Linked DNA regions of Homo sapiens: region 2 is linked to region 1. A link is a loop called in an ENCODE intact Hi-C map of the cell type or tissue named here. Cell type or tissue: spleen. All regions are shown on one strand.

Region 1 (8,000 bases):
TAGTTCACACCTGTAATCCTAGTACTTTGGGAGGCCAAGGTGGGAGGATCACTTGAGCCTAGGAGTTCAAGACCAGCCTGGGCAATGTGGTTAGTTGCCCCGTCTCTAAAAAAAATTTAAAAATTAGCCAAGAGTGGTGGTGCACACCTGGAGTCTCAGCTAATTGGGAGACTGAGGTGGGAGGATTACTTGAGCCTGGGAAGTCAAGGCTGCAGTGACCTGTGATTGTGCCACTACACTCCAACCTGGGTGACAGAGTCTCAAAAAAAAAAATAAAGTTTCCTAAGTAAAATTTATAATCTGGCATCATACACAAGCTGTAACTAGTCCAAAGCATTACTGTAATTGTGTGACCACGTTAAATTTGTTTTTTAAAAGCCAGCCTCCCCCGTCTCTATAAAAATGTTTAAAAATTAGCCAGGTGTGTGATGGTGCATGCCTGTAGTCCCAGCTACTCCAGAAACCAAGGCAGAAGGATTGCTTGAGCCCAGGAGTTCAAGGCTGCAGTTAGCTATGATCGCGCCACTGCACTCCAGCCTGGGTGACATAGCAAGACCCTGTCTCAACAAAAAGCAAAGTATTGTGGTGCTTGCTTCAGCAGCACATATACTAAAAAACAAAGTATTAGGAATTGTCAATATTAGCATACTATTATTCATATCAAAATGGCATATACTGGAAAGTAGTAGAATATTTTAGATGTATACACTGGTATCAAGAGTTATGTAATTTTTTTATATGTATATTTACAGCTTCCAGAGGCCCTTATTAGTCCTTGTTGACAGAAACATAGATTTGGCAACTCCTTTACATCATACTTGGACATATCAAGCATTGGTGCACGATGTACTGGTAAGAGACTAAATGCAGCACTTATTACTGAAATATAGTAACATGCAGTGTTCCCTTTAATTTAAAATTAACATCATGGCTACAGAAACAAAAATGAGAAGGATGGAACTGAGACCTATGAACAAAACAAGTGATGGGATTTGGTATTACTGGGTGTGGATGCTGGAAAATGTGAAGCATTAAAGTTTAGTTTCAAATTTATGATCTTTATAGGGTAAAGTAGTGGTTTTGTTGGCCATGGAAAAGAAGGAAAAGAAAACAATTGAAGAAAATGGATTATTTTGTTTTATTTTTAATTTTCTAACCGAATAAGTAAATAAATGTGTTCTCCCTTAGGAGAAAAGCAGTAATTTCTCCCTTTTCTCTGGGAGTCAGTTAAACCTCATTTTACGTTAAAAAAAAAATAGTATTTTTTATGTTACACCATATGTTTTCTGAAGTAATTCCACATATCTGATTTTATGCTTATAGCAAAAATTTGTATTTATGCATATGTAAATTTAGCTGCTAAGTGTTGTGTTTAGCATGTGACATACACAGGTGATAAAACACGGCTTCAGTCTTCAAAGACAATGGAAAGAAAATAGGTACACAAATAATTTCTCTATGAGACACTATGTAATCAGGCCAGAATAGTCTCTATTTGATAGACAGACGTTAAAGAATTTGAACTCAAATCATGGGCTTTGTTAAAACTAACACTGTAGTTTACTAACTCCTAGCTCAGGACTCTAGGGATTACACTATATAATCATATCATGATAGTAAAGACTGCCCAACATGTCATATAAACAGGGAATGAAAGCTGAGTGTAGTGGCTCATGCCTATAATCCCAGCACTTTGGGAGGCCAAGGCAGGCGGATCACATGAGGCCAGGAGCTAAAGACCAGCCTGGCCAACGTGGCGAAATCCTGTCTCTATTGAAAATACAAAAATTAGCCAAGCGTGGTGGCACACGCCTGTAATCCTAACTATTTGGGTGGCTGAGGCTTGAGAATTGCTTGAACCCAGGAGGCGGAGGTTGCAGTGGGCCAAGATTGTGCCACTGCACTCCAGCCTGGGTGACAGAGCAAGACCTAGTCTCAAAAAAAAAAAAAAAAGGAAATGAAAGACATGCAATAGATGATTTGGTTTATTTCTTTAAAACCTGGATATTGGCTCTAAAGTGTTTATTTAAATAAATCAGATTTAGAATTACTGATGGAAATTGGCCATTCTTCTATGCCATGACTCTAGGATGAGTGTCGAAGAAATAGCAGTCAACTTTAATTCAGTAGACAGGGCAAGAAGAATCAAAGGGACTCTTAAATTAAACCCTAAGTAGTAGAACATGGAATCAGGCTTTAGGAGGTCAAGTAAGAGGTGGGAGAGGAGGAATTCAGTTCTACCAATATTTGAGTGCCTACTCTTTAACACACTTTCTAAACCCTGGCTTCAATAGTAACAAAAACAATAGCTTTCCTGTCTTTCTAGAGCTTACATTCTAGTAGGGGAAACAGGCAATAAAGAAAATAAAACTTGCAGCATTTCAGAAGGTGGAAGATACCCTGAAAGACAGTAAAGTAGATAATGGTGAACAGGAGTGAAATTTTAAAACAGGGAAGTTCTCACTGATAAAATGACATTTGAGTAAAGATCTAAAGGAGGTAAGGTAGTGAATTATATAGCTATGTGGGAAAAGAACATAAGCAGAAGGATGACTAATATGTTTGGAAAATGGCAGGGCAGCCAGATGGCTACAATGAAGAGAGGCAGGGGAAGAGAAGCAGGAGAAAAGGTTAAATAAATAGGACCCAGGAAGCAATATAATACAGGACTCTAGGGATTATAGTATATGATTGTATTGTGATTGTAAAGGCCATTGACTTTAATTTGATGGAAATGGGGAACCACATGGGATTCTAATATACATTTGAAGACTGTCACTCTAGCTGTTATACTGAAAATGGACTCCTTGGGGGCACAGGAAGAGCAAGATCGGTTAGGAGGCTGTTGCAGTTATCTTAGCTGAGATGATAGCAGCTTATAGCAGGACAGAAATGGTAAGGGCTGTGTTTTTTATACTGACTGTAGAGTATAGGATTTGCTGATAAGTTAGATGTGGGAGTTAGATGTAGAGAGAGAGAGAACTCAAAGATGACTCCAAGGTTTTAGCCTTTGCAAATGGCAAGACGTTGTTGTTTAGTGGGATGGAAAAGGCAGTTTCCCCAGGGAAGATCAGATGTTTAGTTTTGGGTATGTTAAATGTGAGATGCCGGCCAGGCATGGTGGCTCATACCTGTAATCTCAGCACTTGGGGAGGCCAAGGCAGGAGGATCACGTGGGCCCAGGAGTTCAAGACCAGCCTGGCAACATAAGGAAGCACCATCTTTACAAAAAATAAAAATTAGTGACTTGTGGTGGCACACCTACTCAGGAGGCTTAGGTGGGAGGATCAGTTGATCCCCAACAGGTTGTGGCTACTACAGTGAACTGTGATCACATCACTGTCCTCCAGCCTGGGTAACAGAGTAAAGACCCTGTCTCAAAAAAAAAAAAATGAGGTGCCCATTAAGATATCAAAATGTAAATGTTGAGTAGGTAGTTACATGAGTCTGGAGTTCAGGAAAAAAGTCTGGTCCTCAGCCTCCCAAAGTGCTGAGATTACAAGCATGAGCCACTGCACCCGGACAGAAAATATTTTTAAATGACGGAAATTACAACATGTTTGTATACTAATGGGAATGATCCAAACAGCGAAGTTAATGATGCAGGAGATAAGAGCGTCCTGCAGGTGGCATTAGTGAGCACTGTGGACCAGGATTTCTCAACCTTGGCATTATTGACGTTTTGGACCTGATCATTCTTTGTTGGGGGGCAGGGGGAGCTGTCCTGTGCATTGTAGGATGTTTAGCATCATTCCTGGCCTTGACTCTCTAGGTGCCAGTGGAACTCCCTCAGTTGTGACAATCAAAACGTCTTACACACGCCAATTATACCCCGGGTGGCAGAAAGGGGCAAAATTGCCCAATTGAGAACCATGGTTACAGGCTGACAACATGAGTTTCAAAGCTAGTTTTAGGAAAGAGGGCAAGTAAAGAGTCTGGGAGTAGCAAGGAAGACACCTAATTCCAGTCTCAGATCCAGTGGTATGAGCTGTGAGAGGTTAAAGAAAAAAAAAAATCAGGTTCCCATTTGAGAAGGCTCCAGGGGTTAGCCAGTTGGAGTTCAATTAGAGCAAGAAAGAACAGGGAAAGTTTAGAGAGGATGTTCAGAATAGGAGATTTTGCTGATGACTGAGTATGGGTTCCAGAAGTGATGACAGGATTTCTAGAGTAGGGTAAGAATAGGAGATGGGGTCTCAGTGGGATTGGAGGTTAAAGAGTTGTACAGGGATTAATGGGCATAATAAGATAGTATTGGTAGTCTCAAATCATATTTGGTTGGTGGGGCCCTTACTGTTGGGTAGGAGCAAGGGGCAAGTGTCTTAATAAGAGCATAGCATACAGATCACGGGTGCCTCATCACACCTGCCAGTGGTGTTGGTGTTAAGGCAATCTAAAACACCGAGATGTCTAGGGATCCTTTCCAATTCTTGAACTTTAAGAGTCCCTGGGCTCCCTCTTCATTCCCCTGGATGGAGGAAATTAAAGTACAGGGTGCTTTGAGTACAGGAGATAAGACACATGTACAAATAATTGCAACATAAAAAGGGTAGACTCAGTCTCCATTGTCAGAAGAGGAAATTGGGAAATATAACTTAGGGCAGAGATTCCCTAAAACCAAACAAGGATAATACTGGTCCTTGATGAGGTTTTCACTGTTTCAGAATGAGATGAGAATAAAAAGGACTATGAAATGTGTTTTTATACTGGCCTTTATACAATTTTTATTTCCTACTATTTGAAGTGAAAATATCCTTTTAAAAATAAAAGGTGGTGAAAGTAGATGGTAGAGTTTTTTTGTTTAATCTTCACATAAAAAGTTGGGAATCTTTGAAGAGGTTGGTTATAATTAACTATGCAACTTAAAATGACTTAATTCTGTTTATTAATCTTAATGCAGTTTCTGGATATGAACAAACTATAACTGAGATGTCATAAATTATAATCACAAAAATTTTTGTTGATTGCTAAACCTGCTACTTTTGAAGGTCTTCAGAGCTTTTAAAACGCTTAATAATTATACCCTTTGCCTCCACAAGATGGAGTAAGTAAATAGTAAATGTTAACTTAAAATTGCAGTTTACTTTTTATATTAAATGTCTTTGCCTGAAAATCTGCACCATTGATAATTGTTTATATATTAGAACTTACAAACAACTATGAAAATTCACACAGCTTCCCTCTGTGTCAGAAAGATGATTTTTCTCATTTTAAACGGGAAATACACACTTCTGGTTAAAAAAAAAAAGAAAAAGCAACTTTGCAGTGCCCATCTCCTTTTATTGGGATATAAGAAGCAAAATTAGTAATTAGAAGCCCTGATTCTTTTTTATTATATCTTGGTTGCAGGAGAGGTGGATTTGATTGTTCAGCTGCAGAGCTGTGGACTTCAGTCAAAGGGATGGACATTATTTTATCTCTGTTTTTTTACTTGGCCTTTATTTTTTCAAATCTTAGGTTCTCTTTTTGTACCTTTCACCCTCTGCTACTGACTCTTATTATTTGAAACATTAAATCGGAAGTTATACTAATAGACATAGGGACTTTAATTAAAGTTTACCTTTTTTTCCAGTCAAGAATAAAAAAAAAATGGTTTCCAAATAAATATGTATTTTTTAAAAGGTTGTAAGAGAAGCATTTTTTTTATTTTTTATTTTATTTATTTATTTATTTTTTTGAGATGGAGTCTTGCCCCGTCGCCCCGGCTGGAGTGCAGGAGTGCGATCTCGGCTCACTGCAACCTCTGCCTACCAGGTTCGAGCGATTCTCCTGCCTCAGCCTCCTGAGTAGCTGGGACTACAGGCATGTGCAACCATGCCCGGCTAATTTTTGTATGTTTAATAGAGATGGGGTTTCGCCATGTTAGCCAGACTGCTCTAGAATTCCTGACCTCAGGTGATCCACCTGCCTCAGCCTCCCAAAGTGCTGGGATTACAGGCGTGAGCTAACGCACCTAGCTAAGATTATAGCTAATGCACCTAGCTAAGGTTATAAGAGAAGCACTTCAGGAACACCTATTTCCTTAAAGACGTGTGATTGCAATGTAACAGGTGCCTAGATATAGTTCAAGATTGATGCTTTGGGTCCAAGGTTGACATTCTTTGATCCTCTAATCTTTATTAACACAAAACCTCTTGGTCAGCACTATGTAGCCTAATTTCAAGCATTTGCCTAAAAGTCAAAAGTGTAATGTAAACTTTTACTCATTTAATCCAAGCAAATATATATTTTACTGTACTTGATAGGAAGTGTCTACTGAAGGTCTGTAGGCTATGTAAAAGCCCAAAAGATATCCCTGATTTCATTCACTTTTTAAAAATAGCAGTGTTTCAGTATATCTCCATATTTGTTGCTGTGTCTGAACTTGGATTGAATTTTTATTTAATCTAAGGGAGAAAAAGAGTATGTACTATTTACTGATCTAACTGTAGCTGCTATAGTTTTTTTTTTTTTTTTTGCCTTATATTCTAGTTGTATAACATTTGTCTATATGATGGAACATTTTACAAAGTTTTAATAATATATTTTATAATCAAATATATTCAAAATATTTGCATTTCAACATAATATAGGATCATGTAATCAATTAATAATTTAAGATATTAGATGTTTTCTTTTCATATTTAAGTCTTATATATTTTACATTTACATCACATCTCAATTCAGACTAACCACATTGAAGGTACTCAGTAGCCACCTGTGACTATTGGCGACTGTATTGGACAGTGCAATTCTAAATCATAAGACCCAAATTCTTTACTACTTTTAGAGATTGAATGAATTGCTTATGAGTTGAAATTATCACATGAAGACTGGTAGAAATGTTTGCATATGGCCGGCAATGTATCTGGTGGGTGGGAGGGTTCCAGCTCATGAGTCCTAGGGTTGTAAACAGCTCTGCTTTAATAAAAATGAACAAGCTTCCCAAATATATTGCTGATGCTGTAAAGAATACCTTGGCCTCTGAATTAAGATAGGTTAGGTTGTGCTACTTAGTCTAACCCTCTAACCTCAGTGGCATAAAATAATAAAGATTTTTTTTTCTTGGTCATAGTATTTATTGTTCCTTGTCCAGTATGGATGAGCAAAACGATTGTGGGTTGTACTTCATATTTTTAGGTTCTGGTATGAATAAAATTTTTTAAACTTTTACTAGGGAATATTTCAAATAACACAAATACAGAGAATACTGTAATGAACTCATGTTTACATTGTTCAGCTTCCCTGGTATTATATGATCTAAGCATGAATACTTCAGCATGTATCTATTTTTTAAAGTTATAATTTTACGCAACAAAATTAATGATAATTTCCTGGTGATATACCCGCTCTGTATTGATTGTTTCAAAGATGCTTCTTTACAGTTGGCTTGTTCAAATAAGGATCCAGAAATACATCTATACATGGCATTAGTTGATATGGCTCTTAAATCTCTCAGTTCCTCCCTCCTCACTTCTTTTTAATTGCCATTTTTTGATTGAAAGAATTAGGTCATTTTTCTATAGAATTTCCTACATTTTGGCATTTGGCTGATTGTATCCTTTTGTATTCCCGATACTTTCTGTAAACTAATTGATTGTGGAAATTGATTAGATCTCATTCAATTCTTTGTCAAGGCCACTTTAACTAGCAGTGTTCTTTAGTTTCTGTTTTATTACATCAGGAGGTACATAATGTCTGTTTGTCCTAATGTTAGTGAACAGATTGATCAGTAGTTTCAGGTATTGTCAGCATGATCCATCCATTAAGGGTTCTCCATAAATCTTTTACCTAAAGGTTTAAATGTCACTGATAATTATTGCCTCTTTATTTTAATTACTGATGGCAAATGGTGATTTTCTGTTATTCCTCCTCCATCTTTTTAGCCAACATGCTTATATAAATAACTTTTTTTTTTTATCACCTACTTAGGACAAATGCTTGTCTTCCTTTGTCAATTTTCAGAATTAGTGAGTACCCTAGTAATTTGCAGAGACAATCAATAAAGTCATTTGTTTAAGTAT
Region 2 (8,000 bases), 250 kb after region 1:
ATGTAGAGTAATTAAAAAAATAGGTTTGAGGAGATACTGGGAAAGAGACTTAGAAGATAATTTTGGTTTAAGATCTGACCATGGCACCATGTAAATATTTTACATAATTATAAAACAATTTTTTTTGTTTAAGAGACAAGGACTCACTCTGTCACCTAGGCTGGAGTGCAATGGTGCAATCATAGCTCACTGTAACCTTGAACTCCTGAGCTCAAGGGCTTCTCCTGCTTCAGTCTCCAAAGCTAGGACTACAGGCACACATCACCATGCCCACCTAATTTTTTAAGTTTTTGGTAGAGATGGGGTCTCACTATGTTGCCCAGACTGGTCTCTACTCCTAGCCTCAAGCTATCTTCCCACATTGGCCTCCCAAAGTGGTGAGATTACAGGCATGAGCCAATGCGCCCAGCCAACAGTTGTTTTTCTAAAAGAAATTAATGAAAATCAAAAGTAAAATTAAACAAATGAACTTAAGTATATCCAACTGGTGGTGTAACTACAAAGGAAGGAACTATTCCAAGTGACTTTAAAGCATAGAAATTAGATTGTATATCACTAGTGGAATATACCCTAATTACAAAGTTTTATTATCAATATTTGATCTTTTGGTGGTAATGGTATTATTACTGAGACGATTCTGTGTACACTGTGGGGTAAATAAAATGAGAAACAATTTTGTTGAGAACCAAGATAAATCTGAAGTTGAAGTATTTTACTTTTTAAAAAATGTTTATTTCTTAGCTCTGTCCATTGAAAAAGCCTAACACAATGAACAACCCAGGAGCCATGAAGACCATGAGGATCAACTCAACAGCCTAGTACCCCAACTGTAGTCTCTAAATACCATTTCCCACTAAAAGAAACCACAACTCCTTAGATAAATAGCTGATTTCAGATCTAGGGCACAAAATGAACAACATGAACCTAGAAGATCTTGTCATATGTCATATCAGGAAGCTATCAACAACAACCAAAGTCATGGCAAAAGGACTCAGGAGCCAACATGAGCCCCACTGAGTAAGCCCCACTGGCCAAAATCAAAGGATCTGAACAGCAATAAATAAAGATAATACCTGCAATGGATCAAAACACATCAAATACATTTATATCCATGAGAGAGTATGATGATACCAAAAACACCACCCAAGACAAACTGGTCACCTTTAGAGGGTGCTAGCAAACCAACTCATTATTTTAAAAACTGGTAAATAAAGGGGAAAACCAAAACCCAATCATTTATCTTGCCTTTTTCCTTAATACACACTAACTCCAAGGTAACCAAATTGTTGATAAAGAGATGTTCTTTTTTATAGGAATAATCTAGCTAATAAATGGAGAGGGAATGATAAAATTAGAAAATCTTTCAATAGAAAATGAATGAACCCAGGAAATAATCCAGACTGAAAACATCACAAAAACATGAACAACCAGAAAATACTCACCTCTGATAAAAGCTTACAAATTACTTATGAAGTAAAGTTGCCAAGAACATTTAAAAATTTTTAAAAGAAAAAAACAGTGAACCTGAATTTGAATAAGTCTTTAGATCTATAATCAATTCACAGGAGAACTGTGAATAGAAATAGAGAAGCACATTAAATAACACAGGAATGCAACTAGCAAAATCCAGACTGTCGGAAACTTGACAAGACAAAGTAGCCAATTTCGTCAATTAAAAAAAAAAAAAAAAGAACATAAAAGAGATGAAGGGGAATCTATGGATGAAGAGAGACCTGAGAGACCTATCAAACAACTGCAATACATAAATCTTATGTGATCCCTATCTAAATAAACTGTAAAACACCACATAATGCATGTGTAATACTGGGCATTTATAGATAGGTATTAAAACTGAATGCTGAGTACATTAAGTTCATTATGTTATTTTCTCTACTTTCACCTTCATATTGCTCTAGACATTCCTCTTTTCCCATATGTCCACCCAAGCTTTTAAGCAAAATTTGAAGAAAAAGCAGACATAATATAAATAAGTATAACTGTAACATTATGAAACTAATTATTTTGCCATCCTAAATTCAAATAGTGAAAATATGAAAATTAGCTAAAAGATCACCCTCTATTGTGTAATAACCCTTTTTAAGGTTTCAAAGAAACTCCATGAAAACTTACCAGAATCTACCTGTGATGAAAGTATCACCAATGACTGTGATGTTTCTAAATCATAAATTACTGCACTACCAGTGTTGAAAGAGGTTACCATATGAGCTGGATCACAGCCTATAAAGTCAACTGATGTAGGTATTCCATGCTCTGAAATGAGCCCAAAGACAGACAATGTAAACAAAGTAAAATTACTATGAAATCTCTACTTTTTGAAATCTCTGTTTTTCTAATCAGAAAAAGGAATTCAAATAGTCTTGAAATACTGTTAATAATGAAAAGGAACACAACTGTGTCAGGATGGTGAGATAAGAAATATCTTTTCCTCAATTATTTAAAAACTTTATAGCATTCTATTTAATATTGTAAGAAAAATATAACTACAGAGCTCATAAAGAGTAAATACATGCAAAAGTTATTTGTTCTATTACACGTTTTCTTCTAAGGGATTAAATAAAATCCTAGTCTTTTGGCCAATTTGCCAATTATACTTCTTACTGTAAAATGATAAATTAGCATTCTCACATAACTTTGGGAGACTGGTTCACCTATCAGAGATCTGTAGGCCTTATCAAGCAGCTAATACAAGTCAGATTTTTGGACTCATGAAAATGGCTTGGACTCTGGAATCAGCTGATGCAGTACTTTACCCTAAAATGGCCTGAGCAGCAATTTCTCTCTTTAACATACTAAATTAAACTAGCCAGATCAATGCACAATTAGATGGAATATGGAGCCAAGCTATTAACTATCTAGATGAAGCCAGAAACAAATACCTAAATGAATTCTTACCTCTAAAGCTTGGATAACTGAAAATTAGTACAATCACTACGGTGTCTAAGAGACACAAAATTATATATTTACTATTCACCTAAAATGTTTTAAAACAATATGTATTTTTATGTACAAATAAAAGGTCTAATTAAAAAAATTTAAAATGACTTGGAAAATAAGACCAGTAAATGTCTTCAAAAGGTAAACTGGTTAAAGCCTTTTTAAATAGGAAAATATTTAAAATCATGAAAATAACCCAATTTGTACTGTTCCAGTTAGGGGTTCAGTGACTATGGCTGGACTACTCAACTAGTGTGCTCGAGGTAATGGAACACAGGGTTTATAGGTATGCTTGAGACTGTGATCCCTTCGGTCTTTGTGGGGTAGTCGTCTGGAACAGGTGGTGTGCCTCCTGTTGTCCCTATGAGTATCCTCATTTGTCTATTCCACTGTTATATACAATAGTTTTACATTTTTAAAAAATGGAATACAAAAAAGGTAAAAAAGCATTGCACTACAGGACATAGTTGCAAAGCACTTCAAAAAAATGAGTAAAAAGTTTATCCTAACTTTTACAAAATTCATTCAATATATCTCTTTGGAACAGTAAAGAAATACATCAATTACTTTGTCCTTTATATATTCCAATTTTTTAAAAAAACTAACTTTTCTCACAGATGCAAAATTTACTTACTTTTATCTCCATTGTAAGTGCAAATACATGGCAATTTTTCTTGTGGATTCCATAACCTAACAGTGCCATCTGCTGAACAAGACAGTAATTGATTTTTTATGCCACTATAAGCAAGACCCCAAACTGCATCTGTATGACCAACTAAAGTGCCAGCTAGAACATTTGGCTCTGGGGAAAAAACAAACAAACAAAAAATTAGGTAAAAGAAGTTTAAAAGAAACTTTGATACATAAAGAAAACTTACCATATAACTGAGCATAAAGAACACACATAAAGGCCACAAGAAGATAAACTAAAGTGTACATAGTGGCTATATCTAAGAGTAGAGTTATGGCCTACTTTTATACCCTCCTCCCATCAACATTTTTCTGTATTTTCACAATTTTCTATAAAGAAACATATGCTTTTTTTTTTTTTTAAAACAGCTTTCTTGAGATACAGATATAATTTACATACCATACAACTCTCTCATTTAAAGTGTATACTTCAATGATTTTTGGTATGTTGTTCACAGAGTTATACAACCATCATGACAATCAATTTTAGGGTACTTTCATCACTCATTAGTCACTTCCCCCAATTCCTCCTCCCCACCTTTCCACAAGTCTAGGCAACAACTAATGCTCTGTCTCTATAGATGTGTCTTTCTGAACATTTTCTATAAATGGAATCATACAATATGTGGTCTTTTGTGACTGGGTTCTTTCACTGAGTATGTTTTCTTTTTTTCTTTTTGAAATAGGGTCTTGCTCTATCACCCAGGCTGGAGTACAGTGGCATGGTCACAGTCCACTGCAGCCTTGAACTCCTGGTCACTGAACATGTTTTCAAGGTTTATCCATGTTGGAGCATGTATCAGTACTCCATTTATTTTTAGTGCCAAATAATATTCTGCTGTATGGATATACCATATTTTATTTATCTGTTCCTTAACTGACAGACATTTGACAGCTGATAACATTGAGCATAATTTGTCTGACAATCCTGTTTTTCTAGTAAACTCCTCCCACTTTCCATGAATGGTTCTTATCATCTCCACAATTCTCACAGCTCCCAACCTCTCTTCCTCATGAATGACTATGCCTCATATTTCACTGAGAAAATATAGCATTCAAATAATGCTGCATGTTTCTTATCCCCCATCTTCTTGCTGCGTAATATATAAATGATTAGTGTCTAAAGGTATCTTCTCCTAGCTTCCAGATACAAGCAAGGAATCTGTCCTCCATCCTATCAAAGGCTAATACCAGATGTCACTAACTTGCTGTAATGTTTACTGCTTCTCTACTACACAAATTCTCCTCCTTGGAATCATTACCATAGTGAAAAAAAACTTGTTCCAGAATCTCTTCAACAAAAAATCTTCATTAATCCTATCCTACCACCCCTTCCACCCAGCAATAGAAATATGCTTTTCACTTCCTGTTTACTCTTCAAATCACTCCAATTTGGTTTCTGATACCACTACCACACCAAAACAATCCTTGCTAATGATGATCCCTACACTATCAAATTTAATACTTTTCTTTGATGATACAAAACATTTTGTTGTTGTTCCCATTATATTGCTTTTCATCCATATAGTCTGACATGAAAGATTATCCAGAGGTCCCTTCATTCTTCAGTCTTAGCTGCAGCGTCCAAACTCTGTCTGGCCAAGACCTGGGTGACCTGCTAGTCACTTATAAAAAGGAAACTTTATATCATATTATTGGACCTCTCAGCAACATTCGAAAGTGCAGACTGCTTCTTTCTTCTCAAAATTGTTTCTTCTTTAGTGTGCGCTTCCATGATTTCGCACCCTCTCCTGCACTTCCTTCTGTCTCTTGGGTCACACCTCCTCAGTTTCCTTTCTTGGCTCTCTTGCTCTAGCCACTCTTCCAGTGTCAGAGTTACTGAGGACTTTAGTCCCAGGTTGTCTTCTCTTCTTACACCAAACAATACACTCCCCCAGTATTGCCCATTCTTATAGTTTAATGTATTATTTGTATAGAGAAGACTGTCCATGTTTTTAACTTCAATCGAGATCTCTTTGGGCTCCTTATTTGTATATTACCTACTTGATATTTGTCATCCTTTAACATGCCTAAAATCTGAACTCACCATCTTAAATCTCCTCACACCTGTTCTGTCCTCGTTTCAATAAATGCTCCCATCACATGCTCAGTTACTCACATCAAACAGGACTGAATGTTCTGAATGTTTGAAATGTTCTGAAATTAGTGATGATGGCTGTAAAACTTTGTGAATGTTCTGAAATTAGTGATGATGGCTGTACAACTTTGTGAACATAGTAAAAACTACTGAACTGTAGACTTTAATTTTTTTTTAGAGATGGGGTCTTGTGGCTGCACATAGTGGCTCATGCCTGTGATCCCAATACTTTGGGAGGCTGAGGCAGGCAGATCACTTGAGCCCAGGAGTTTAAGACCACCCCGGGCAACATGGCCACCATTTCTACAAAAAATACAAAAATTAGTGCGGTGTGGTGGCTCACACCTGTGGTCCCAGCTCCTCAGCCTGGGAGGCGGAGGTTGCAGTAAGCCAAGATCACGCCACTGCCCTCCAGCCTAGGAGACAGAGCAAGACTGTTTCCAAAAAAGAAAGAGAGAGAGAGAGAGAGATTGGGTCTCACTCTCTTCCCAGGCTGGAGTACACTGGCACCATCATAGCTCACTACAGCCTTTACTTCTCACACTCAAGTGATCCTCCCAGCTCAGCCTCCCGAGTGTCTGGGACTATAGGCATGTGACACCCCATCTGGCAAATCTTTAAATTTTTGGCAGACATGAGGTCTCACTGTGTTGCCCAGGCTGGTCTTGAACTCCTGGCCTCAAGTGATCCACCCACTTCGGCCTCCCAAAGTGGTGGGATTACAGGCATGGACCATTGTGTCCAGCCTGAACTGTATACTTTAAAAGGGTGAATTTTGTGATATGTAAATTATCTCAGTAAAGCAGTTAAACACATACAAATTAAGAGTCACTCACCCATCACTTTATCTACTCAACATAATTTATCAATAAATCCTGTCTATTCTACCACACTCCCTCAGCGTATCTTAAAACCACTTCTAAATGCTGTGCTACCACCACTCTAATCTTGGCAATGTCGTTTGTCACCTAGTTTACTGGACTACTTTATGACAGCAGCCTCCTAACTGGTATTTCTCTTTCCACTCTTCTCGCCCCCAATTTATTCTTCTCACAACAGACACAGTCACCTTTTTAAAACCTTACATTTATCAGATAACTTTCTGGCTTAAAACTCTTTACTGAAAGTTTCCTCTTATCCTTCAGATTTTGGCTTGAATGTCACTATTTTAGAAAGACCTTTCTTGACTAACTCTTCTAGAGAAGGTTCTGCCTGTTACGCCCTCTCAACAGTACTCTATCTTCTTATCATTTATCACAATTTGTAACCATAGATCCCATCCCTTCGCTTATCTGTTTTATGTCTCTACTTTCCATTAGTCTAAATCTTATTTCTTGACATAGTGCTTACCACAATGCCTAGCTAATGTAGGCACAATGTGTGTGTTAAATAAAAAGAACAAAGAGTTCATAAACATTTTGTTTTAACGTTTTATAATTATTAACAGTGCCCTTACAAATATATTTGAACACAGGTACAGGTAGGTGTTTCTGTAGAACAGATTTCTAAAAGCTACATTTGCAAGTCAAAGGAGGTTTCCTTTCTTTTTTTTTTTCTTCCATTTTGAAATTAAGAATGTTTTTGTAGATATGAGCTAAGAATAACAAAAAAAATTTTTGGCTCCAAAAAGTTTTAATGATTTATACCCCTGATGTTGGTTCCATTGTCTTTTGCTTAATATTTTTAAAATATATAAACTATTTCTTAAGTTCAAAATTTTGTTACTTAGATTACATTTTGTTTCCTCCTTCTTTTTGTAACTACTACCTAAATTAACATTTTAATTAATATAGTTTTTTAAACAACAGAGAAAGTATCAATTCATAGGCTTAAATACCCATGGCATGACATTTCCTAATTTTTCTCTTTAATAAAGCAATTTATTAGCAAATGGAAGAACTAAATGAGGTGACTAATATAGGTTTAAATAACCTTGTAATCATATTTGAGGTATTTACTTTTGTCAGCTCCATTCACTTAAAAAAAATACATTTTGATCATTTTACTTACCATATGTATCATATGGATCTACACTGGGACTCGGCATATTCCACCACTGGATGGTTGCATCAATACCACCACTAAAACACTGTTCTCCATTAGAACTAATAGCTAATGACAGAACAGGGCCGCTATTGTAGGAAGAGAGGAAAAACAAATTACTGATAAATTCTAAGAAGAAACTCAAATCTCCATTCCCCCAACCTCTGAATTTATGTAATATCTAAAAACTGTTTTAAGAGAACATGTACACCTG

What was found. Hi-C counts contacts between places; a loop is a spot of excess contacts. Peaks named below come from ENCODE experiments on the same cell type or tissue, not always from the same donor. Only the 100,000 strongest peaks of a DNase experiment are listed, where the experiment ranks them.
Region 2: it touches region 1 in a loop (7-fold over the local background); 45 of 110 quality-filtered maps call a loop at or near these places.

Annotation. Positions count from the first base shown.
Region 1 is chr14:30,652,737-30,660,736 of GRCh38, forward strand. SCFD1 (sec1 family domain containing 1) reads left to right here. Exons shown (of 25, transcript NM_016106.4): 10 at 753-852. Among named protein-coding and RNA genes, the nearest start is that of SCFD1, 34 kb to the left of the region's middle. In spleen, CTCF peaks have their summits at 3,589 (motif pointing right) and 4,990; no DNase peak of the experiment used is centred here; H3K27ac peaks cover 523 bases.
Region 2 is chr14:30,903,288-30,911,287 of GRCh38, forward strand. It overlaps STRN3 (striatin 3), which reads right to left. Exons shown (of 18, transcript NM_001083893.2): 13 at 7,754-7,875; 14 at 3,590-3,757; 15 at 2,131-2,271. Among named protein-coding and RNA genes, the nearest start is that of COCH-AS1, 17 kb to the left of the region's middle. In spleen, no CTCF peak of the experiment used is centred here; no DNase peak of the experiment used is centred here; H3K27ac peaks cover 575 bases.